2 separate regions of the Homo sapiens genome follow, and region 2 is linked to region 1. A link is a loop called in an ENCODE intact Hi-C map of the cell type or tissue named here. Cell type or tissue: Caco-2. All regions are shown on one strand. Each heading gives the region's core, and the rest is flanking DNA. Links, peaks and the distances in the headings are about the cores only.

What was found. Peaks named below come from ENCODE experiments on the same cell type or tissue, not always from the same donor. Only the 100,000 strongest peaks of a DNase experiment are listed, where the experiment ranks them.
Region 2: a loop joins it to region 1, with 13 times the contacts of the local background. A loop is called at or near these places in 1 of 110 quality-filtered maps.

What each region holds. Positions count from the first base shown.
Region 1 is chr19:19,106,756-19,118,969 of GRCh38, forward strand. SLC25A42 (solute carrier family 25 member 42) reads left to right here. Exons shown (of 8, transcript NM_178526.5): 7 at 1,139-1,290; 8 at 3,814-6,275. The coding sequence ends at 4,121. Among named protein-coding and RNA genes, the nearest start is that of TMEM161A, 26 kb to the right of the region's middle. RefSeq lists a silencer at 3,676-3,865 and an enhancer at 6,205-6,499. In Caco-2, for the core only: CTCF peaks have their summits at 3,811 (motif pointing left) and 9,395 (motif pointing left); a DNase peak (open chromatin) is centred at 6,462.
Region 2 is chr19:18,990,639-19,002,852 of GRCh38, forward strand. It overlaps SUGP2 (SURP and G-patch domain containing 2), which reads right to left. Exons shown (of 11, transcript NM_001017392.5): 8 at 10,975-11,036; 9 at 4,506-4,642; 10 at 3,728-3,848; 11 at 255-3,102. The coding sequence ends at 3,728. Among named protein-coding and RNA genes, the nearest start is that of SUGP2, 37 kb to the right of the region's middle. In Caco-2, for the core only: a CTCF peak has its summit at 5,310 (motif pointing right); a DNase peak (open chromatin) is centred at 5,313.

The DNA of each region.
Region 1 (12,214 bases), core at 1,586-9,585:
AACCCCGTATTTACTAAAAATACAAAAATTAGCCGGGCGTGGTGACACGCACCTGTACTCCCAGCTACCTGGGAGGCTGAGGCAGGAGAATTGCTTGAACCCGGGAGGCGGAGGTTGCAGCGAGCCGAGATCGAGCCACTGCACTCCAGTGTGGGCAATAGAGCCAGACTCTGTCTCTCAAAAAAAAAAAAAAAAAAAAAAAAAAAGTCTGAGACTAGAATGCTTAATTCAAGGAAGATACCATGATCATGAAAAATGTGTAAGAATAGACCGGGCTTGGGCCCAGGTGCGGTGGCCCATGCCTGTAATCCCAGCACTTTGGGAGGCCAAGGCAGGAGGATCGCTTGAGCCCAGGAGTTTGAGACCAGCCTGGGCAACATAGCAAGACCCCATCTCTACAAAAACTGAAATATTAGCCTGATGTGATGGCATACGCCTGTGATCCCAGCTGCTCCAGAAGCTGAGGGAGGAGGATTGCTTGAGTCTCGCAGCTTGAGGCTGCAGTGAGCCATGATCACGTCACTGCACTCCAGCCGGTCCACAGAGTGAGACCCTGTCTCCAAAAAAAAAAAAACAAAAAAAGTGTAAGAATAGAGGCCGAGCATGGTGGCTCACGCCTGTAATTCCAGCACTTTGAGAGGCTGGGGTGGGTGGATCACCTGAGGTCAGGAGTTCAAGACCAGCCTGGTCAACATGGCAAACTCTATTTCTACTAAAAATAAAAAATTAGCCAGGTCTGCTGGCATGTATCTGTAATCCCAGCTACTTGGGAGGCTGAAGCAGGAGAATCACTTGTACCCAGGAGGCAGAGGTTGCAGTGAGCCAAGACTGTGACACTACACTCCAGCCTGGGCAACAGAGGGAGACTGTCTCAAAACAAAAACAAAGAAACAAAAAAAAAGACAAGGGCTGAGCACTTGCTTCCCGTGGCGAAGGTGGAGTCTGGGCTTACGCATGCATTTCCCCTCTAATAACAAAGCTTGAGTGATGGGGTTATATGTCTTGAAGAAGAAGGAAAACATCAACATCCAGACACACCCAGGCCCAGCCGGCTTCGGGAGGAGCCGAGAGCCTCTGTGGCTCCTCCCTGTGCCTGGGAGGCCTGAGTCCCACCTGCTGGGCTGCTCTGTCCTGGCAGGTACAGCAACATCTTTCATGTCTTCATCCGCATCTCGAGAGAAGAGGGGCTGAAGACTCTCTACCATGGATTTATGCCCACCGTGCTGGGGGTCATTCCCTACGCTGGCCTGAGCTTCTTCACCTATGAGACGCTCAAGAGCTTGCACAGAGGTAAGGAGAGCTGGGAGCATGAGGAGGGGACGTTCAGGAAGCATTCCCTGGGGACAGCAGCTCCACCTGGGTCACATAGACCTGGAGACCAGGCGGAGTGGGGTACGACCCCTGGGTGGGGCAGGCTGTAGACCCACATCCAAATCGGGAGAAAACACACTGTGTGCAGCCGCCACTGAGGAACCTGGACTCACTGCCTTAAATGCCTAAGTGAGAGGAACTCTGGCTGGTGCCACGGCTCGTGCCTGTAATCCCAGTGCTTTGGGAGGCCGAGGTGGGCGGATCACTTGAGGTCAGGAGTTGCAGACCAGCCTGGGCAACATGGCGAAACCCCGTCTCTACCAAAGATACAAAAAAATTAGGCATGGTGGCACACACCTGTGGTCCCAGCTACTAGAGAGGCTGCGGTGGGAGGATCACCCAAGCCTGGGAGGTCAAGGCCGCAGTGAGCTGTGATCTCACTGCTGCACACCAGCCTGGGTGTCAAAGTGAGACCCTGTCTCAAGAAAAAAAAAAAAAGTGACTCTGGGAAGCCCAGTGTGTCACCTAGAGCATTGATACCTCACCTCTTCACGAGCACACACGCAAAGCATATGGGTAAAACCCAGATGGAAAGGAAGTACTCTTGCTTGTTTTGGTAGTTGGGAGAAAATCAAAAAGTACAAAGAATGATATAATACTCATACCTGCCACTGCATGTGAACAGGCATTCACATTTTGCTACATTTGCTCCCAGATATTTTGTTTTTTTTCTTTTTTGTAGAGATGGGGTCTCCCTCTGTTGCCCAAGTTGGTCTCAAACTCCTGGGCTCAAGCGATCCTCCTGCCTTGGCCTCCCAAAGTGCTGGGATTAAAGGTGTGAGCCGCTGCACTCAGCCCACTCCCAGACATTTTTTGTCAAAGAAATAAAATGTTAGGGGTAACGCTGAGGGCCCAAGTCTCTCTCCTGAGGCCTCTTATTAGAAGTGAGGGTTGCACCCCTCAAGACTGCTTTGAAAATACTTCTGTATGTATTTATCTGTGGCATGAACAAAACCATGTCACCTTTCACAGGTATAAAAAATGCTCCAAGTGGAGTCAGCTCACCCGGGAGTGCAGCTCCCAGCTCAGCTGGTTTGGGGTGCATCCACCAGCATCTGTGCTCTGTTCCGCCTTTTTAGTGGCTGCACAGTGGGCCTTACCTTCTTGGGGTGCCCTTTGGCTGTTGCCAGGTTTTCTGTGATCAGCCGACATCCAGGAGCTCGTCTCCTTGTGTGACTGTAAAACCCCATTTTCGGTGTTTCTCTCTGGAGTGCTTTCCAGCCCCTTGACCCCACGTTCTCACCCCACGTGATGCCATCAGACCCCTTGTTTTTGCCCACCTGGTGAGCAGATCACAGTGTCTCCTGTCTGGCTGTTTTTTTGAGACGGAGTCTCACTCTGCCGCCCAGGCTGGAGTGCAGTGGAACGATCTCAGCTCACTGCAACCTCCACTTCCTGGGTTCAAGCCATTCTCCTGCCTCAGCCTCCCTAGTAGCTGGGATTACAGGCGCCCACCACCACACCTGGCTAATTTTTGTGTGTTTTTGGTAGAGACAGGGTTTCTCCATGTTGGCCAGGCTGGTCTCCAATTCCTGGGCTCAAGTGATCCGCCTGCCTTGGCCTCCCAAAGTGCTGAGATTACAGGCGTGAGTCACTGCACCCAGCCTTGGCTGTTTTAAATTCCTAGTTCTAAATTTACTATTACAAATGTTTAAAGTACCCCTACTGACCTGTTGCTGCTCCTTCCTCCTCCACACCCACACACCCCGTTTAGACCCGCAAGACAGAGCAGGGTGAAGTTCATGGTCACTTATGTCCACTCTGTGCAACAGCTCGCAGGGGCTCCCCAGGGAGGGCGCAGGTCGGGGACCAGGCACGGGAGCACCTAGAATGTTCCTTTACTAGACGTGGAGTAGAGCTGATTAGATGTGAGCAGTGGCTCTAGGAGTTGGTTCTATGATTCTCTGTGTTTCTGCCTTTTAAGAAATTTTATTTCTCGGCCGGGCTCGGTGGCTCATGTCTGTAATCCCAGCACTTTGGGAGGCCGAGGCAGGCAGATCGCCTGAGGTCAGGAGTTTGAGACCAGCCTGACCAACATGGAGAAACCCTGTCTCTACTAAAAATACAACATTAGCCAGGCGTGGTGGTGCATGCCTGTATTCCCAGCTACTTTGGAGGCTGAGACAGAATTGCTTGAACCCGGGAGGCGGAGGGTGCAGTGAGCCGAGATTGGGCCATTGCCCTCCAGCCTGGGCAACAAGAGTGAAATTACATCTCCAAAAAAAAAATTTTTTTTATTTCTCGAGTTTGAGTGAAAGGAGCGACCCGGAGGTGAGGCAGTGGGGCGTGTGGGTGCGCATGAGTGCGAACACACGTGGGGGTGCAAGTGCATGTGTGTATGTGCACGCAGGTTGCTCCTAGGGGTGCAAAGGCGCGCGCACGGGTGCGGGGTGCGCGCCCCCTCGCGGCGCCTTCACGGCCCTCCCGCCCCTCGCCCTGCAGAGTACAGCGGCCGCCGGCAGCCCTACCCCTTCGAGCGCATGATCTTCGGCGCCTGCGCTGGCCTCATCGGGCAGTCGGCCTCGTACCCGCTGGATGTGGTGCGGCGGCGCATGCAGACGGCCGGCGTCACGGGCTACCCGCGCGCCTCCATCGCCCGCACGCTGCGCACCATCGTGCGGGAGGAGGGCGCCGTGCGCGGCCTCTACAAAGGCTTGAGCATGAACTGGGTCAAGGGTCCCATCGCCGTGGGCATCAGCTTCACCACCTTCGACCTCATGCAGATCCTGCTGCGGCACCTGCAGAGCTAGGGGACCCTGAGCTGCTCTCAGGACGGTGGACCGGTGACCCCTTTGTATTCTGGGCCCATGGAACGGTGGGGGGGTGCGCTTGATTCTACTTCAGGAGGCACATGGGGCGCTTTATGGAACGAGCAGGTGGGCCTGAGGGGCCTGGGCTCAGAGTCCACGTCCAAACGCAAAGCTGGCAGCCCTGGAAGTGCAGTGTTGGGGCGATGGTGTGGGGGGTCCCGCAGCTCCCCTCTTCCTTCCTCTGCAGACGCTGGCGCTGTCTGCCGGAGGTGTTGCCCAAAAGGCCCTAGTGGGGCGTGGTCAGCTCCACCTCCTGATCCTGTGTGTCCTCCGACATGCTGCTGATTCTAGTGACCCCTGTCCCCACCAGGCTCAGAGCCAGACCGCGCCTGGACCTTCTTGTTCTGACTCCACGTGCCTGCCCGGCCTCCAGGGTGCGGGGGCGCCTTTCTTGCAGGCGGACCCTGCCCAGGATGGGGCCAGCCTCGTGCTCAGCTTTGGCCACAAATGCAGCCCCTGGCCCACCCCACCCTGCCGGCCCTGCCTTCTCCAGTATTTCCCACATGGCCACGACTCCTCAGTCACTAGAGCCTCCTGCTGGGAACAGTGTCCCCCAGAGCCTCATGTCTATCCTAGACCCTGCAAGCAGCTGGGTCCCCAAGAGTGCATCTCCCCCTAGAGTTGCCTGCCCATGCCCACCTGCTTTGTAACCTTCCCAGGAGATTCATGCTTGCTCTGCACAGCAGGGCTCGAGGCCCAGGCCATGACACGGAACTGCCTCAGGTTTGGGTCAGACCTGCATCCTGGGGCATCTGCTGAAATGTGAGCACACAAACCACCTCCTTTGGCCCAGAAGCCCCCCAGGCCTAGCATCTCAGTGCCCCAACCCTCTGCCCAGCTGTGGTATCCAGCAGGTCCTTGGGTCCCCACTTGAGCAGGCACTTGGCTGGGATATGGAGCAATTTAAAGCCCACAGGGGTTGTTCAGTTTCTATGAAATGGAGCATGGGGTGCCTGCTAGCCTCAATCCCCCGAAGTGGGAGCCTCATGATAGAGTATAGCTTGGGGGTGGGAGGTGAGGAAAATCTGAGGTACCCAGGGGAACCCCCAGCTAACTGGTCTCTCAGAGGAGTCCCCCAGGGCCCGCCAGCTATCACAGGGACTCAGAAACACCCATTTCCTAATGACATGGTGAGTTTCTTGATTTCTTTTTTTTGTTTGTTTTGTTTTGGTTTTCAACTTGGCTGACCCCGGGTCTATGATCTATTCACATCGAACCCCTGACTGGTCTGCCTGGTGCCAGGGTGAGCGTGACCGTGAGTGTTGCTTTCGACAGCTGGCTCAGCACACGCTGTGTGAAGGGATCTGAGCTTGTTCATCTCCAGTCGTGACTTCATTTCCCTTCCTTCTGTCCTCCTCCTGTTCTTGCCTTGGACCTGCAGGTGTGCAGACCGCTCTCTCTGCCTTCCTTGCATGTGGCCACCAGCCATCCCTGATCTTGTCCCCAGAGGCCCAGGCAGCCTGTGATGGCTGTGAGGGGCTGTCCCACTGTGTGGGTATCCCTTACCCAGCACTTAAACTTGGCAGGAGAGGCAGGGCAACCCTCACAGGGAGATGGGAGGGCACCCAACTCCCACAAGCATGCAACAGCAGTAGGAATTGGGGGTCTGCCCCAGGTGGGTGAGACCAAATGAGTGGATTTGGGGCCACAGGCTAGGCAGGAGAGACAAGGGGTAGGTGGGAGGGTCCCCCAGTCCCTGCTGACCCCAGTGTGTCTCCCCGGAGATGGCTCCTAGCTGAGTGGGACCCGGCAGGAGTTGGGGACAGTGCTGTCCCCCACCCCTGCACACAGCCAGGCCCTCAGGCTCTGCGGTCACTCGCCTCCCTGCTGGTCACTGGTCTTGGTCTGGAGTTATATTTTGATGCCATGAAGACACTGTTTATATCTAATGTTTATATATTTTAAAGATTTGTGCCAAGAGAGTATATTTAATAAAAACTTAAATGACTTCTTCTCCTGCTCCTGGCTCTTCTTTGGCTCTGACCGCCCCCCCATCTTCCCCCATGAACCCCCAAACAGGGTTGAAGTGCTTTTGACACATTTGTGATAAAAGTTCTGAATAAAAGTCTTGAATAAAGAAGTTTTTAAATGCAATTGTTGTTTGAATTAATACATACCACAATTTTCCAGAAAACACCAGCTGTCCACAAGGGTTTACAGTGAAAAGTAGGTGAACAGTTCCCTCTGCAGGGGGCCTCCTGTGACCATTTTCTCTTGTCTCCTCCCACAGAGATTCTGTGCATACACTCATCCCTTTCAGGATATATGTGGCCACCCACAAAGGCAGGAGGGGCCGTCTCTGTGCAGCCAGCACAGCCCAAAGTCTCATGGGCTTGAACATGGCCTTCCTTCCCAAGAGCCCTGCACTCTGGGGCTGGCTGAGGCTTCAGGCCTGAACGTCAGTCACCATCTGCAGGGGCAGCCACCAGAGGGTCTCCAGTGGCAATCCTGGCTCACTTCACCTGCAGCCCATTGGCCAGAGCAACTTGGAGGACCCACCCACTGCCAGGCCAGAAGTGGGAGCCTCTGCGTGCCCAGAGAGGAGGGGCGGCTGGGCCAGCACAGGCCTGGTGCTCTTGTTGGGGTGGGAGTAGGAATAAGTTCCACTGCGCTGACCCCCCACTGCTCTCCAATCTGCTCACGTGCAACAGGATTTCTTTTGAGTTGGTCTCCGTTGTGCACATTGTTCAGCAGCTGTGCGGTTTTCTCCTAGAGGATCCCCAGGATGACATTTACCAGGGTGGGTGTGGTGGCTCATGCCTGTAATCCCAGCACTTTGGAGACTGAGGCAGGTGGCTTGCTTGAGCCCAGGAGTTTGAGACCAGCCTAGGCAACACAGTAAGACCCCCCATCTCTACAAAAAAATAGAAAAATTAGGCCGGATGCAGTGGCTCACGCCTTTAATCCCATCACTTTGGGAGGCCAGGGCAGGTGGATCACTTGAGGTCAGGAGTTCAAGACCAGCCTGGCCAACATGCTGAAACCCCCATCTCTATTAAAAGTACAAAAATCCTAGCTACTCAGGAGGCTGAGGCAGGAGAATTGCTTGAACCTGGGAGGCGGAGGTTGCAGTGAGCCGCTGCACTCCAGCCTGAGTGACTGAGAAGTCTCCGTCTCAAAAAAAAATTTTTTTTTAATTAGCCAGTCTTGGAGGTGCGTGCCTGTAGTCCCAGCCACTCAGAAATTCACGCCTCCCTTATGTTACCAAACCAGGCTCGTTCTGCCCAGCAGTATGCCAACAGAGATGACAGGTTTTGCAGCAAAGAGTTTATTCACGAGGCAGCCGAGTGAGGAGACAGGAGAACAGATCTCAAATCCGCCTCCCTGAAGATGGGATTTTAGGAATATTTAAGGGATAGAGGAGCAAGGTGGTCAGAGACGTGGGGAAAAGTGGGGCAGTCGGGGAACCGTGCGTGCGTAGTCAAGCTTCATGGCTTTTCCATAGGATGTGTGTTCACAAAATGACATTGTTATCATGATCTGAGGGTGGAGTGTTTGGCCCTCTAACGTCAAAGGTCACCACCTAAATATACACAGGCCAAGGTGAAGGTTCGGCTCTCAGCCCATTTGGATTGGACAAGAACTGATCCTGTTCCTGAAGAACAACTTGAGCAACCATTACCATGGTGGCCCATACATAGAGATATTATCTATAAGGAAACTAGTGGGAGTTTTTTTGTTTGGGTTTTTTTGTTTTGTTTTGTTTCTTTGTTTTTGAGACGGAGTGTTGCTCTTTTTGCCCAGGCTGGAGTGCAATGGCATGATCTCGGCTTACTGCAACCTCCACCTCCCGGGTTCAAGCGATTCTCCTGCCTCAGCCTCCTAAGTAGCTGGGACTACAAGCGCCCGCCACCACACCCGGCTAATTTTTTGTATTTTTAGCAGAGACGGGGTTTAACCATGTTGGCCAGGCTGGTCTCAAACTCCTGACCTCAGGTGATTCACTCGCCTTAGCCTCCCAAAGTGCTGGGATTACAGGCTTGAGCCACCGTGCCCAGCCTATTTTTCTGTCTTTCTTTTCTTTTTTTTTTTTTTTTTTTTGAGACAGGGTCTCACTCTATTGCCCAGGCTGGAGTGCAGTGACACTACCATGGCTCACTGCAGCCTCCAACTCCTGGGCTCAAGCCATCCTCCCACCTCAGCCCCCCTAGGAGCTGGGACTACAGGTACATGCCACCACGCCTGGCTACTTTTTGTATTTTTTGTAGAGATGGGGTCTCACCATATTTCTCAGGCTGGTCTCTAACTCCTGGCTCAAGTGATCTGCCTGTCTTGGCCTCCCAAAGTGCTGGGATGACAGGCGTGAGCCACCACACCTGGCCTGGGAGTTTAGCTATACATTGTTTAGCTGAGTGACTTTTAACACTATGGGGTTTATAATCAACTAAAAACAAGTGAGGTAAGTTAAGATTGGTAGGTCTAATCAGGTGAGCCCTCAGTTCCCCTTATGGATGGGCAATTGTTAGGTATTGCCATGACAATGTGATAGCAATTTGGTGGGGGCTGCTGAACTCATCTGCACCCCGCCTCTGACATCCAGCCCAGATTTCTGATCTAAGTTCCACGTTTCACACCAGCCCCTGAACCTTGGTCAACCCCTCCCCTCTCCCACCCACCACTGTGGCATCTCCTAACAGTATAGAGGTGAGCCCGTGGACCTGTCTAGACTAGTGACAGTGAAGAAGATGTTTGCTAGCTGCGTCCAAGAAGAGCTTCAGGAGTCCTTTTTTTTTTGAGACGGAGTCTTGCTCTGTTGCCCAGGCTGGAGTGCAGTGGCGCGATCTCGGCTCACTGCAAGCTCCACCTCCAGGTTCAAGTGATTCTCCTGCCTCAGCCTCACAAGTAGCTGGGATTACAGATGCCCGCCACCACGCCCAGCTAATTTTTATATTTTTAGTAGAGACGGGGTTTCACCATGTTGGCCAGGCTGGTCTTGAACTCCCGACCTCAGATGATCTGAACGCTTCGGCCTCCCAAAGTGCTGGGATTACAGATGTGAGCCACCACACCTGGCCACCAAATGCTTTTTGCTATAAACAATTCCGCGCAGCCTAGGAGTGTCCTGAAGAAACACAACATGGTACCCCAGGTGCAACCGGCGGCTGATGACTGAAGGTAGGTGTGTAAGTAGCTTAACCCATGCCCGGACGTGGGATCATCCTGAGATAATTGCTCTACCCTGCCCCGCTAAGGCCCACAGCAGGACTGAGCCTGGTTGCCCACAGTGTCACCTGCTCATTGGTGCCCCCTGCAGGGCATCTTCCCTCCTCGTCTCAGCTCTCACCCGCCATGGGGGCTGCCTGGGGACACCTCCCAGGTAAACCACTAGCTCTGAGTCCTTTTGGGGTCATCTTTGGGGGAAACCTATCCAAAAAGGAATAGGAATGCCAGGTATTCCTGCAAATAGATCATATAGATTTATACCACATACTCACCCATATTTGATCTTCCATAATCTGACAAGTAAAAAATGGTATCTCAGCCGGGTGCGGTGGCTCATGCCTTTAATCTCAGCACTTTGGGAGGCCGAGGCAGCTGGATCACTTGAGCTCACGAGTTCAAGACCAGCCTGTGCAGCATGGTGAAACCTTGTCTCTACAAAAAATACCGGGCATGGTGGCACGTGCCTGTAATCCCCACTACTCAGGAGGCTGAGGTGGGAGGATGGCTTGAGTCTGGGAGGTGGAGGTTGCAGTGAGTCGAGATGGCACCACTGCATCCCAGCATGGGTGATAGAACCAGACCCTGTCGCAAAACAACAACAACAACAACAAAAACCAGTTAATTTATGGCCAGGCATGGTGGCTCACACCTGTAATCCCAGTTCTTTGGAAAGCTGAGGCAGGAGGATCACTTGAGACCTGGAGTTTGTCTCTATAAATAATTTTTTTTTTTGGTGGGACAGGGTTCTCATTCTGTCACCCAGGCTAGGGTACAGTGGCACAATCACATCTCACCGCAGCCTCAACCTCCCAGGGTCAAGTGATTCTCCCACCTCAGCCTCCCGAGTAGCTGCGACTACAGGCGTGGGCCACTATGCCTGGCTAATTTTTTATATTTTGTAGAGACGGGGTCTTGCTATGTCACCCGAGCTGATGAACTCCTGGGCTCAAGAGATCTGCCCACCTCCACTTCTCAAACTGCTGGGATTACAGGCGTGAGCCACTGCACCCAGCCCTCTACAAATAATTTTAAAAACTATTTTACTATTTTAAAAGTTGAAGGTTATATTTTGTTTTATCTATGAGTTTTATTTCCCCTTTTTATTTTGTTTCGGCTTGTCTGGAAATGGTATATTCCGTTTCTTCACCCATAGGGCTTCACAACATCAGCACTGCTGACATTTGGCGCTGATAATCCTCTGGGGTGAGGCCATCCTGGGCACCACACGGTGTTGAGCAGCATCTCTGGCCTCCATTCTTCAGACACCAAGAGCAACACCTCCACCCCTTGTGGTGACAACTAAAAGATGTCTCCAGACATCAACATGTGTTCCTTTGGAGCAGAACCACCCCGTCCTGTGAGAGGCACGGATATGGTGGTTACAATGGATACATCAACAAGAATTTAAATGTTTGGCCGGGCGCGGTGGGCGCGGTGGCTCAGGCCTGTAATCCCAGCACGTTGGGAGGCCGAGGCAGGTGAATCACTTGAAGCCAGGAGTTCCAGACCAGCCTGGCCAACATGGTGAAACCCATCTCTATTAAAAATACACACACACTGCCGGGTGCGGTGGCTCACGCCTGTAATCCCAGCACGTTGGGAGGCCAAGGAGGGCGGATCACGAGGTCAGGAGATCGAGACCATCCTGGCTAACACGGTGAAACCCCGTCTCTACTAAAAATACAAAAAATTAGCCGGGCGTAGTGGCGGGCGCCTGTAGTCCCAGCTACTCGGGAGGCTGAGGCAGGAGAATGGCGTGCACCCGGGAGGCGGAGCTTACAGTGAGCCGAGATCGCGCCACTGCACTTCAGCCTGGGCGACAGAGCGAGACTCCATCTCAAAAAAAAAAAAAAAAAAAAAACTACACACACACACAAAAATTAAAATATTTATCTTCCCTCTGAGCCACACACAAAGACCTCAACCACCCCCTTCTATCTTTCCTATTTTTATTTATTTATTTATTTTGAGACAGAGTCTCGCTCTGTCACCCACGCTGGAGTGCAATGGCGCGATCTTGGCTCACTGCAACCTCTGCCTCTGGGGTTCAAGCGATTCTCCTGCCTCAGCCTCCTGAGTGGCTGGGATTACAGGCACCTGCCACCGCACCTGGCTGATTTTTGTATTTTTAGTAGGGATGGGGTTTCACCATGTTGGCCAGGGTGGTCTCAAACTCTTGACCTCGTGATCCACCGCCTCGGCCTCCCAAAGTGCTGGGATTACAGATGTGAGCCACCATACCCAGCCTGATGAAAATTTTAAAAAAGAAAATTCTTAAACCGTTCTAAGTCAGGGAACTGTCTGTATACATCTTACTTATACAAAAAGGTTACATATGCACCTTACATTGTTTTTGTTTTTGTTTTGAGATGGAGTCTCACTCTGTCACCCAGACTGGAGTGCAATGGCATGATCTTGGCTCACTGCAACCTCTGCCTCCCGGGTTCAAGCGATTCTCCTGTCTCAGCCTCCCGAGAGGCTGGGATTACAAGTGTGCACCACCACGCTTGGCTAATTTTTTTTGTATTTTAGTAGAGACAGGGTTTCACCATGTTGGCCAGGCTGGTCTTGAACTGCTGACCTCAGGTGATTGGCCTGCCTCGGTCTCCCAAAGTGTTGGGTTACAGGCATGAGCCACGGCACCCAGCCTGCACCTTACATTGTAACACACGTGTGGACACACCCTGGAGTCACAGCTACAGGACAATTTCAGAGTCCATGACGGCCCCACATCCCTTCCCTGGGTCACCAAGGCCTCAATATGCCCCTCCCCCCTCCCTGTGTGTGATATCTATACAAGTCACCTGCATACCTGTAGCAGACGCTGGCATCACTGTGGGCTCCCCGCCCTCCCATTCCTCAAACTGGTT
Region 2 (12,214 bases), core at 1,758-9,757, 120 kb before region 1:
GGGAATTGCCCTCCCTCTGGTGGGTGCTTGGTCCCTTCCTGCTCTCTGGCATCTTCCAAGCTTTCCTGGTGACAGTGACACAAGGTCCCTCAGGTGGGGCAAGCCAGTGAGGAGGGGCCCGAGGGAGGAGCACCACGCCGGCGGAGGGCACGTCCTGGGAGGCAGCCATCATCTGGTTCTACACTGCACTCCCATCTGCGTGCGCTGGTGTCTGATCTGATTTTAAAAACACAGCCATGGAGACCCCAGCACACTGCATTTCCTCTACATTTATTGCAACGGCTAAATGATTAACAACATTCACAACTTCTTAGATCTTAAAAAACAGAAACAAAAGAAAACTTCCATTTTGTAACATCACAAATGTCTTCTAGGCTTTATCAAGGACCAAAAACACTACAATTCTCTAAGTGATTTCCAGTGATGGAAACAAGCCAGAGACAGTAAAGCACCCAGAGTGGCGAGAGAGCACTTCCAGATGCCTGTTGTCCTCTCGGGGGTGACCCTGGAACTAGAACGACAGAAAAGACACTGTGACTTTGACACGGCTGTGCCACCACACATCACGCGCGACACGAGGATCCTGCAGAGCGGCCTCTGCAGAGAGCAAGGACAGCCTCGGTTAAGAGGGAGGGGCTGGGGGCACGGAGGGCCAGTGGCATCTCCTCTATCCCGGCTGGCCGGCAGCTGGCAGCACGCACCATGCTCTGCTGGCTCCCGACACCTTCACTGCCCCAGCGCTGAATCCACAGGAGAGGTGTCCTCTGAGAGTGTAGGGGGCTTTCTAGGTTCAAGGAGATGTGCCCTTTGACCCCTGCCAAGGACTCACAGAACCATCTCAGCTCAAACTTGGAGGAGCGGCAGGAGGTGGGGGGCGGTCAGTGGCCACACGCCACAGATTCCTAAAGCATTTAACTTTTTAATAAAATGAAGTGGAGAAAGTCAAGAATGAACATGCTAGGACAAAGCACATGGAATGGTCAGGGCGATGCTGGAGAGAGTGCGCTTGATCCACGCTGCAGGTGTGTGCGCCTCGCTCGGGTCAATGGGCTGAGCCCCGCTTGGAGCTCCATCCATTCACCTGACCCATGGCCAACATGGAAGCTGTCGGAGGGGTCAGGAAAGGAGAAGGAGAAAGGAGAAGATGAACCCCCCGCACCTGTGACTCCCCAAAACCAGCTCCACTCCAGGCCCCCACAGGCTGGTTCGTTCGAGGGTTGGGTTATAAACCCAAACTCCATCCTCCATGCTGGCACCTCTACTGCCATAAAGATCTGCCAGTTGCCAAAGCTACAGAAGCCACTGGAAGCAAGCAGAGCCCCTGGGGGTGGTGGCACTGCAAGGTGACAGGGACCAGGCAGACAAGGAGCTGGGACCACAGCCTAGGAAGTCTGTGGCTTAAAGAAAGCCAGGATTTCCTTTTTTTTTTTTGAGACAGAGTCTCGCTCTGTTGCCAGGCTGGAGTGCGGTGGCACAATCTCGGCTCACTGCAACCTCCGCCTCCCGGGTTCAAGTGATTCTCCTGCCTCAGCCTCCTGAGTAGCTGGGACTACAAGCGCCCGCCACCACGCCCAGCTAATTTTTTGCATTTTTAGTAGAGACAGGGTTTCACCATGTTGGCCAGGATGGTCTCGATCTCTTGACCTCGTGATCCACCTGCCTCGGCCTCCCAAAGTGCTGGAATTATAGGCGTGAGTCACCGTGCCGGCCTTTTTTTTTTTTTTTTTTGGAGATGGAGTCTTGCTCTGTCGCCCAGGCTGGAGTGGAGTGGCATGATCTCAGCTCACTGCAACCTCTGCCTCCCCGGTTCAAGTGATTCTCCTGCCTCAGCCTCCTGAGTAGCTGGGATTACAGGTGCCCGCTACCACGCCTGGCTAATTTTTTTGTATTTTTAGTAGAGACGGGGTTACACCATGTTGGCCAGGCTGGTCTCAAACTCCTGACCTCAGGTGATCCATCCGCCTCAACCTCCTAAAGTGCTGGGATTACAGGCTTGAGCCACTGTGCCTGGCCCAAAGCCAGGATTTCTTTACAGCCAATACAAGTGGCATTTCCCGCTCAGTTCTGTGGCTGATGCCCTAGCCACTGCTGTGTCCCCTAATCCTGGGGTGTCAGAGGGATCCTAAGTTTTCCAGATTTTTGCCCATACTTAAAACTTCAACGATCCTGCTTCACAAGGAAGGATGAGTGGAGAATTGAGTGGAGTTACACGCAGCAGAGTGCTGGGGAATCTGGAGAGCGGGGGCGATCACATGCCTGGAAATAGAGCAGCTGCAGAGCCCACCCCAGGAGGAGCCTGCCTCTCCTTACAAAGGCTGTAATAAGACAGCACTTGACGATGCCATACGTGCGAAAAGTGCAGAGTCTCAGAGGGTTTACAACCCCCATCCCTTTGTAACTGTAGTTTGCTTACACTGTGGATTCTAAAGAGACATGTAAATCTGGGGCCGATTTCATCTGTTTAATGATTACTCCCCACCCGATAGAGCTATTCTATACTGTTGCTAAAATTTCATTAAGTCTCTCAAGATGCATTGATGAGATGAGACACCATGAATAACACATTCATCAACTCAAGTATGGCAACTGTTCAGAGAGCTTCAGAGCTTTGGTACCCGAGTGCAGACTTGGTAATTACCGGGAATTTGTCTCCCCCGTATAAATTCTGGCGAACAACGAGAAAACACCATCTGTGATCGTTTCCACATCACGTTTGCTAACAGAGCACTTCTGGAGAGCAATGGCCAGTCCAACTGGAAAATCAGCCAGAGGAGCTGGTTCCTCAGCACTCACAGGCTGAGGTGCCTTTCGGGGGCAGCGCCACCTTCTGAAGGGGAACCAAGACAGATTTGGAGGGGACTTGCTGCTAAAAGCATGTGAACAGAGAGGAGAGGCAAAAGCACATTGAAAATGGTGCATGTTTTTTTCTTTGAGAGAAAGAAAAGCCAGCGAAACCTCCGCCCCAGAGACTGCAGAGACGTTTGTTTTCATGTACACACCAAACCGTACTTGGGCACTGGCTCCAGGCCGATCCAGGGCAGGGATGATGTTTTAAGGGCAATTGCTGCTTCAAGGCTTATCTTTCACATCAGTGGTTTTGATCTATTCAGGAAGAGAACGATTTTGTTCAAAACTGAGGTGGAAATTAGGTGAGGGGGCAACTAAAAAAAAAAAAGAATAGAAAGATGAGGATATTTACAGGCCCAAGGCCCTGCAGAAGGAAAAGGATTTGAAGACCCTCACAAAGGGACACAGCCAACTGCCATCCTCTGTGGCAGTGGCTGTCACAGTCGCCCTTCCACTTGCATGATGGCAAGGCCCTCTGGACTAGGAACAGTCCGTTTGCTGGTCATGTTATGTGGTAGGTGGCTGTCATCTGTGAGAGAAAACTTGAGCAAGAGAAGAGACAGGCGTGGCCTATTTCCACACGCACATCCACGGAGGCTGGCCTGGAGGCCTTGAGGGGCTCACAGCCGGGGCACCAGGCAGGCCATGCGCATCTGCCCTTGGCCAGTGTGAGGTTTGCTCCTTCAGCAAACCTGGAAGGTAAGAATGGGGCATATCCACATCCATAGACCCTTTTGTTTCCCTCACAGAATTTTGTGATTTTTTTTGTGTGTGGCATTTTTGGGGGAGCAGGGAACATCAACTTTGTTGGGGGAAATTTCTCTGCATACCAGCACGCCAGCGAGGGCAGACGGCCTTACACACTGGCCTGTGAACATACCTATTTGTTGGCCCGCTTGTGTCTGTACATCTGCATCATCCTCTGTCGGAACACATCGAATGTGTCTTCTTTGTGCTCCTGCCCGTCAGCACCCAACCCTTCCCCTTCCGAGGGGGTTCCCCTAGGGAGTGAAAAAGAGAGTCAGTTGTGCACCTGAGCCCAGGGCCTGGCATGCCAGGAACTGGGCATGGGCACAAACAGTCCATGAGATGCAGGTGTTTGGGACACACACTGAGACATCAAAGAAAGGGAAAATCAAGACGCGACTCACAGTAGAAACAAGGAGTACTCACCCTCGAAGAGCTGGCTTTTGAGGGGGTGCCCAGAGGGCCCTGGTTACCTCGGAATGCCTTACCCAGCAGGAACTAAGCTCAGTATTAAATGAAATGCCTGCTGGAGGTTATGATCGGGGTTTAATAAACTTTGGGCCTGTGTTCGGGACCCTGGCTGGCCCGGCTATGGGTTCCCGGGAATGGGAAAGCAGTTCCAGACGGAAACTACACAGAAATACCACTTAGCTTTTATGATGGTCACAAATGTGGCCAAAATGACCAGGGCCAACAAGCTGGTTAAAAAATCTACACCAGGACAGAAAGGAGCCCTGTAAACACCTGCACATGTAAATGATCAGCTTCTCATCTGAAGATGCCTTCTGTTTAAAAAACAAAAATCAACTGCCAGCTGTAAGCCATCTTGGCTGTGAAGGAGCCAAGCGGCAGGCTGCAGGTGGAAGGACTGAGGCCCCACCCACTCCCACCCCAGGCTGCCTGCTGCGTACACGCTGACCGGCTCCCTGATGCCCTTTCCGAGGGAGCCCAGGCCATGGCCCTCCTTCCAGCCCATCTTCTGCAGCATCTGGAAGCCCAGGTTCTTATCGGTCAGCTTCTGCTGGGCGAAGTCCAAGTCCTTGGGTTTCTGAGGAGAGAGGAGAGTCCAGGCATGTGGGCCACAGGGAGATGCCTGGATCAAGGGTCTGTCCTAGGCTATGCCTGGAGCCCCTCACCCCCAAATGCCCTCCTGACTCCCCAGATGCTCAGGCTCAAGCTCCAGTCACTTCCCCAGTTCTCTGCAACATCCCTGGGTGGGATGGAACTTCTAAGTCAGAGGTCACTGGCCTGAGGTCAGTCGTGCCTCTCAGCTACCACTATAACCCTGGTGCCAAGACTGTGAGGAAAACTGGGTAAGGGAATGGCCAGTCCCGGGGTCAAGGAGTCAGTAGGAAGGCCCTCAGCGGAACCCTGGATAAAGAAGGGTGGCCCTGTGATGACCACAGGGCGCAGCCCAGGGAAGAGTGGGGGGCACCAGGGCACAGGCCTGCAGGCAGGATGGGGGCCAGACAGTGGGTGAGAACTGGCTGGCAGCACCCTCCCTGAACCACCCCAACATACCCCTCCCCGAGTGCTTCATTCACTCCCTGGCTGCATTGTCTGTCTGTCCTCAGGACTGAGTTCTACTTGGACATTGGGGTCTGTGTCTAGCACAGAGCAGACCTCACTGAGAGCTAGTACAGCTGTTGATTGCTCCTGTGGGTGGTGGGGAAGTGCAGCAATCTCTGGGCCACTAGATGGAGATCTGGAGACAGACAGGGCCCTGGGGCCTCTGGAGGAGGAGCCTGCAGGGCTGTAGCAGAAGGAATTTCTATTCACTCATGAATATTCATGACACACTGCTGTGTGACAGAGCCCAGCTGGGCAGTCCAAGACCTTGCCATGTATTCCTTGGCTCTTCACGAGTCAACTTGTGTGGGTGGGCTGGGCGTGGTGGCTCATGCCTGTAATCTCAGCAGTTTGGGAGGCCGAGGTGGGTGGATCACTGGAGGTCAGGAGTTCCAGACCAGCCTGGCCAACGTGGCAAAACCCCGTCTCTACTAAAATACAAAAATTAGCCAGGCATGGTGGCAGGCACCTGTAATCCCAGCTACTTGTGAGGCGGAGGCATGAGAATCGCCTGAACCTGGGAGGCAGAGGTTGCAGTGAGCGGAGACCGTGCCACTGCATTCCAGCCTGGGCAACACAATGAGACTGTCTAAAAAAAGAAACAAAATACAAAACTTGTGTGTGTTTTTTTTAAATATAGAGTCTTGCTATGTTGCCCAGGCTGGTCTCGGATTCCCGGCTTTAAGTGATCCTCCCACCTCAGTCTCCCCATTAACTGGAACTATAGGTATGTGCCACTGCACCCAGCTTTTGATGTTTTTTTTTTTTTAAGACGGAGTCTTGCTCTGTTGCCCAGGCTGGAGTGCAGTGATGCAATCTCAACTCATTGTAACCTCCGCCTCCTGGGTTCAAGCGATTCTCCTGCTTCAGCCTCCCGAGTAGCTGAGATTACAGGCGTGTGCCACCACGCCCACCTATTTTTGTATTTTTAGTAGAGACGGGGTTTCGCCATGTTAACCATGCTGGTCTTGATCAAACTCCTGACCTCAGCTGATCTGCCCGCCTCAGCCTCACAAAGTGCTGGGATTACAGGCATGAGCCACTGCGCCTGGCTGATGTATTTATTTAAGGCATTTACTGAACGACCTGGGGAGGCTGTGAGGGTTCATGTGCTCTTGAGAGGGAGGGAGGAAGGTGCTGAGGAGGATCACGGGGGCTGGTGCTGGGGGTCTGAGCAGGGGACAGGTGGGAGTGGCTGGGAGAGGGTTAGATGACCCTGGGCATGGGAAGCAGGGTGAGAAGGGCATGCTGAGTGCTGTGAGCTCAGGTCTTTGGGCAGTCAGCCCTCATCAGCTTAGCAACCTGCCCCATGATGTCATGCAGGCCTCACGAGGTATAATTCAACCAAAAGACAAATCCCCCCCTTGCCATCTGCATTGAGGTGCCCAGGAATCAGCTTCCCTAACGTTAGGGGTGCATGTGGGAGGCACTCCAGAGACAAAGGAGCTTGGAGACAAGGCACAAAAGGCTGAGCCTGGGGGAGCCAGGGGCTGGGAGAGGAAAGGGAGAAGGGAGAGAGCAGGGCCTCAGGTCAGGAGGGAGGGAGGGAGGAGAGAGCAAGTGCTCCCATAAGGAAGGCCTGGGCCTCTGGAGCTCCTGGGGCCTCAGTGTTCTCACCCTAGAAAGGGACAAAACAACCTGGAGAGGTGCTGAGAACTCAACATGCAGCAAGATGTAGGGGGTCAGAAACGGATACCCTAAGGCTGGGCGCGGTGGCTCACGCCTGTAGTCCCAGCACTTTGGGAGGCCAAGGTGCGTGGATCACGATGTCAGGAGTTTGAGACCAGCCTGACCAACATGGTGAATCCCCATCTCTACTAAAAATACAAAAATTAGCCAGGTGTGGTGGCACGCCCCTGTAATCCCAGCTACTCTGGAGGCTGAGGCAGGAGAATCCCTTGAACCTGGGAGGCAGAGGTTGCAGTGAGTTGAGATCATGCCATTGCACTCCAGCCTTGGCGACAAAGGGAGACTCCGTCTCAAAAAAAAAAAAAAAAAAAAAGAAAGAAAGAAAGAAAGCGATACCCCGAATTATAGCACTTTGACAGGTGGGACTAAAGTAGCAGCCTCAAGGTCCCTCCCAAAGCACAGGAGGAAGCTGTTTTCTTCAAGTTCCCTATCTACCTAGAAACTGGACTTGCCAAAGAAGAACACAAGGGCCTTGGATCCCTTCCCTGAAATGTCATTAACCAGAGTTGAAAACTCCTATCACACAAGAAGAGATGGAACATTAAACACCACACCTAGAGCCCAGACCACTGGCTGTTCTCTAGTCCCATTCAATTCTCAATGAGGATCATTCACAAGATGATGCCTGCCTCCATTCATCTCTCCTAAAATCATCTGCTTCCCCTCTAAAGTTACCTACAGCCTCCCATCTGCCCTCTCCCCTACAAAGAGGTATTTCAGCTTCAACCACCTGGCCCTTCTTTGAGTTTTCATAATGTTTTATATGGCTCCTGTGCTTATGCACGTGAATAAATATGTATAACTTTTTTGTTTCAAGACAGGATCTTGCTCTGTCACCCAGGCTGGAGTGCAGTGGCTCCATCATGGCTCACTGCAGTCTTGAACTCCCGGGCTCAAGTGATCCCCCTGCCTTGGCCTTCCAAAGTCCCGGGATTACAGGTGTAAGCCACCGCACACCTTTTTTTATCCTGTTAATCTTCTTATTGTCAGTTCATTTCAACAGGCTTAGACTTGGACCTTCAAAGGCGGAGGGAAATTCCCTTTGTTCTCTTCAGAGGCATCTCCGAGGGTATTATATAAAGTAGCTGTGTGTGTGTATGCATGTGTGTGTGCGTGTGTGTATGCATGTGTGTGTGCATATGCGTGCACATGTGTGTATCTTGTGTGTGTGCGTGAGTTACTGGATGCAGGCGGCCCCTCCATAATGGCATGAGGTGGTCTTGGTGAGGCGGTGTGGGCAGAAGTGTCTCTGCAGGGCAGTTAAGGAGGGGAGGTATGAAGGGAGGAGCTATGCTATGGGCTGGGACAGGAAGAGGGGCACAAACAGTGAAGAGACACCCCTGCAAACCAGGGGACACCAGACAGGACCTGCTACACTGGGGGGCCCCTTGCCATGAGAAAGTGGCCTGGAGAAAAGAGGTGACAGAACCCACCGGCTGAGATGAGAAACGGGGCATCCGTCAGGCCCTTCTGGGAGCTGTGCACGACCTGGGCCCTGGGATGACGGGTAGGGAAGGAAGGGGAAAGGCTGGTCATGGCAGGGCACAGGGGTCCCCAGAGGGCAGGTCTGTACTCTTTTCCCTTTCAGGAAGGCTGCTTGGAGGTGCAGTGGGAGGAAGAGGGTTTGGCTCAGCCTGGAAGTTTCTTCGTGAATGTTCAAATCTGTGTTTAACAATCATGATGGTGGTTTCCTGGACAGCTGGAGGAAAGCCAAGCCCTGTGGGCGAGGTGGAGGTTTGCAGAGGAAAGCTGCAGCCACCACGGCCTCCCTTCCACCCACAGTCACTGGCAGACAGGAGGACAGGTGCAGAGCCCCAAGGAGACAGCAGCATGTGCAGGACACCCACCAGGAACCGCGTTCAGTTTAATCCTCACTGTACCTCCTACCTGCTGGGTAAGTGTGGCCATCCCATTTTACAGACAAATCCGTGGCTCAGGGGTTACACGCCAAGGTTACAAAACTACTCGGTGGCAGGGCTGAGCTAGAGTACAGCTGTGCCTGACACCAAGGTCCTGCTGTGCCCTCATCTGGCCGTGCCCTTATCCAGGCCACACCAAGGGGCACCAGATGCCAGCTCAGCCTAAAACCTGGCACATCAGTAAGGACTATGAGCTCTGGACTCGGGAAGGTCCCTCCTTCCTGCCATAATTGGGGTCAGACTGACCTAGGTCACTCGGAAGGGGTTGGAAGCAACATGGCACTGCCTGACACCAGCAGAGCGATCTCGCCTGGCTCCCCGCCCTCCTCCCTGACCATGAAGGACTGGTGAAGTCTCTCCACATGTGTCCCAGGTGACCCTGCTTGCCCCCAGCACTGTGTCCCCCAGGCCATCTGGAGTGTACCTGCCCCCTTTCCATAACCTGGCTCCAGGTCAGTGAATGGCAGTTCTGTCCCTCTTCTGCCCAAGCTGACAACCCTGGGGTCATCTGGACTCCTGGCTTTTGCACACCCAGCCCACAAGCAGGTGTCACCCACTCCATCTTCTCCCCTTCTCATTGCTCCTCATGCCCTGGTCCAACTGTCTTAAGTTTGAGCCTCCTCCTGGTTCCCGCCCACAGGCTGCTCTCCACCCTAGTGGCCACATCCACCACAGGTCCCAGAGGTACCCTCCCTTCCCTGAGAAAGGGCCACAGCGTTAACATCTGTTGAGGTCCTGTGTGACCACCCCCCGGATTCCTCTGCTGCCACAAAGGCCTCTTGCTGCCCCAGCCTCTCTACCGAGGCTGTGCCCTTCTCAGATCTCTACACTGTTTCTCCTCAGCTCCTCCAGGCTTGTGCCAACGTCATCTGCAAGAGAGACCTCCCTTGGCTTTCCCAATTCAGCGGCATCCCCTCGACCCCACCTTATTCTCCCTCTCTTTGACCTGCTTCTCTTTGCCCACAGCATCCCCAGGACTGCCTCATCCATTTCTCTTTCACTGTTGGCCCTGCTTGCTGCTGCCTCCAGGTGGACAGTCGGGACCTGGCACGTAGGAGGTGCTGACCGCACACACCACGCTCTGCTTACTAGCAGATTAGTGAACTCTCTTCACCACCCTTCCAGTCTACTAAGCTTGTAAGTTTTTATGTTTTATTTTTTAAGGAGACCAGGAGGAGACATAGGTCTCACTATGTTGCCCAGGCTGGCCTCAAACTCCTGGGCTCAAGTGATCCCCCTGTCTTGGCCTCCCAAAGCACTGGGATTACAGGCGTGAATCAGTGCACCTGGATAACTTGAACTTTTTTTTTTTTTTTGAGACAGGCTCTCAGTCTGTCGCCCAAGCTGGGGTGCAGTGGTGCAATCAGCTCACTGCAGCCACGACCTCTCAGGCCCAAATGATCCTTCCACCTCAGCCTCCAGAGTAGCTGGGACTACAGGCATGCACCACCATGCCCAACTAATTTTTGTATTTTTTGCAGAGACAGGGTTTTGCCTATTGCCCAGGCTGGTCTTAAACTCTTGGACTCAAGCGATCTGCCCACTTTGGCCTCCTAAACTGCTGGGATCACAAGTGTAAGACACCCAATCGGCCTTAGCTTGAACTTCTTTTTTTTTTTTTTTTGAGACGGAGTCTCACTCTGTCGCCCAGGCTGGAGTGCAGTGGCGCGATCTCGGCTCACTGCAAGCTCTGCCTCCCAGATTCATGCCATTCTCCTGCCTCAGCCTCCTGAGTGGCTGGGACTACAGGCGCCTGCCACCATGCCCGGCTAATTTTTTGTATTTTTAGTAGAGACGGGGTTTCATCGTGTTAGCCAGGATGGTCTCGATCTCCTGACCTTGTGATCCACCCGCCCTCTGCCTCCCAAAGTGCTGGGATTACAGGCGTGAGCCACCACACCTGGCCTAGCTTGAACTTCTTAAGGGCCAAGACATTATCTCGTTTATCTCTCAAATCCCACTGCATCCATTACAGGGATCTCAACTATCCATTACACAGATGAATCACTAGTCTATGCTTTGGACAAAGGCAAAACAGTTTTCAAAAGCCCTCCCAAGAGAAAAGTCTCTGTTGTGTTTTACACATTAATACCTCAGTTTGAAATGTTAGCACAGCTTAATCACAAGCTGCAGCATCCTTTGGAACTCCAACAAATTCTAACCAACTATACTTTGAGTGAGGACTACCAATGATTACGCTCACCTTCTTTTTGGACATGGGACGACCCCGAGGCCTGTCATAGGCAATTCGAACTGGTTCATGGACTAGAAGACAAAAGAAAGAGACACATACACATACATGTGCTTTTCCTAAATTACTTAGAGACTGAAGATCTTGCAGTCTATTTTGGCTAACAGTTCTCTGATGACAGAAGGTGTCTTAGGCTCTGCATGGCAGCTGCTGAGCCCCAGCTCCTCTCAAGAATGAACATGTATGACCCCTGGAGTGAGCAGAGACGGGACACGCTCAGGGTAGGCAGCTTGGGCCATAATGAAGGGTTCACTGAGCGGTGCCTTGCTTTTGGAAAGTCTATTCAAACCTAAGAGTCCCCACATTTATAACAAAAGATCCAATACATGGATTATTTTCCATGACTACAGAAATATATTTTGCTTCAACAAAATATTTGTGATACTGTGCCCTCCTAGTTTATCTGCAGCTAATTCACTGGGAAATAATTAAAGTCTGGCCAGGCGCAGTGGCTCATGCCTGTAATCCCATCACTTTGGGAGGCCGAGATGGGCGGATCACCCGAGGTTAGGAGTTCGAGACCAGCCTGGCCAGCATGGCGAAACCCCGTCTCTACTAAAAGTACAAAAACTAGCCAGGCGTGGTGGCGGGAGCCTGCAATCCCAGCTATTCAGGAGGCTGAGGCAGGAGAATAACTTGAACCCGGGAGGCAGAGGTTGTAGTGAGCCGAGATTGTGCCACTGCACTCCAGCCTGGGCGACAAGAACAAGAGTCCATCTCAAAAAAAAAAAAAGAATTAAAGTCTGCCTAAAACTTTCTAGTGAAAAACAACCATGCTTCTCATATAGAGAACCACATCATATCATTTTATTCTATTTTTTATGAAAGGGAGATTAGCAAGTCTGTTTTTTTTTTTTTTTTTTTTTTTTTGAGACACAGTTTCGCTCTTGTTGCCCAGGCTGGAGTGCAGTGGTGTGATCTCAGCTCACTGCAACCTTCACCTCCCAGGTTCAAGCGATTCTCCAGCCTCAGCCTCCCGAGTAGCTGGGATTTCAGGAATGCGTCACCACGCCTCGCTAATTCTGTATTTTTAGTAGAGATGGGATATCTCCATGTTGGTCAGGCTGGTCTCAAACTCCCGACCAAAGGCGATCCTCCCGCCTTGGCCTCCCAGAGTGCTGGGATTACAGGTGTGAGCCAGCACACCCGGCGCAGGTCTGGTTTTTATCTCATCAACTACCCAAAGAACTGA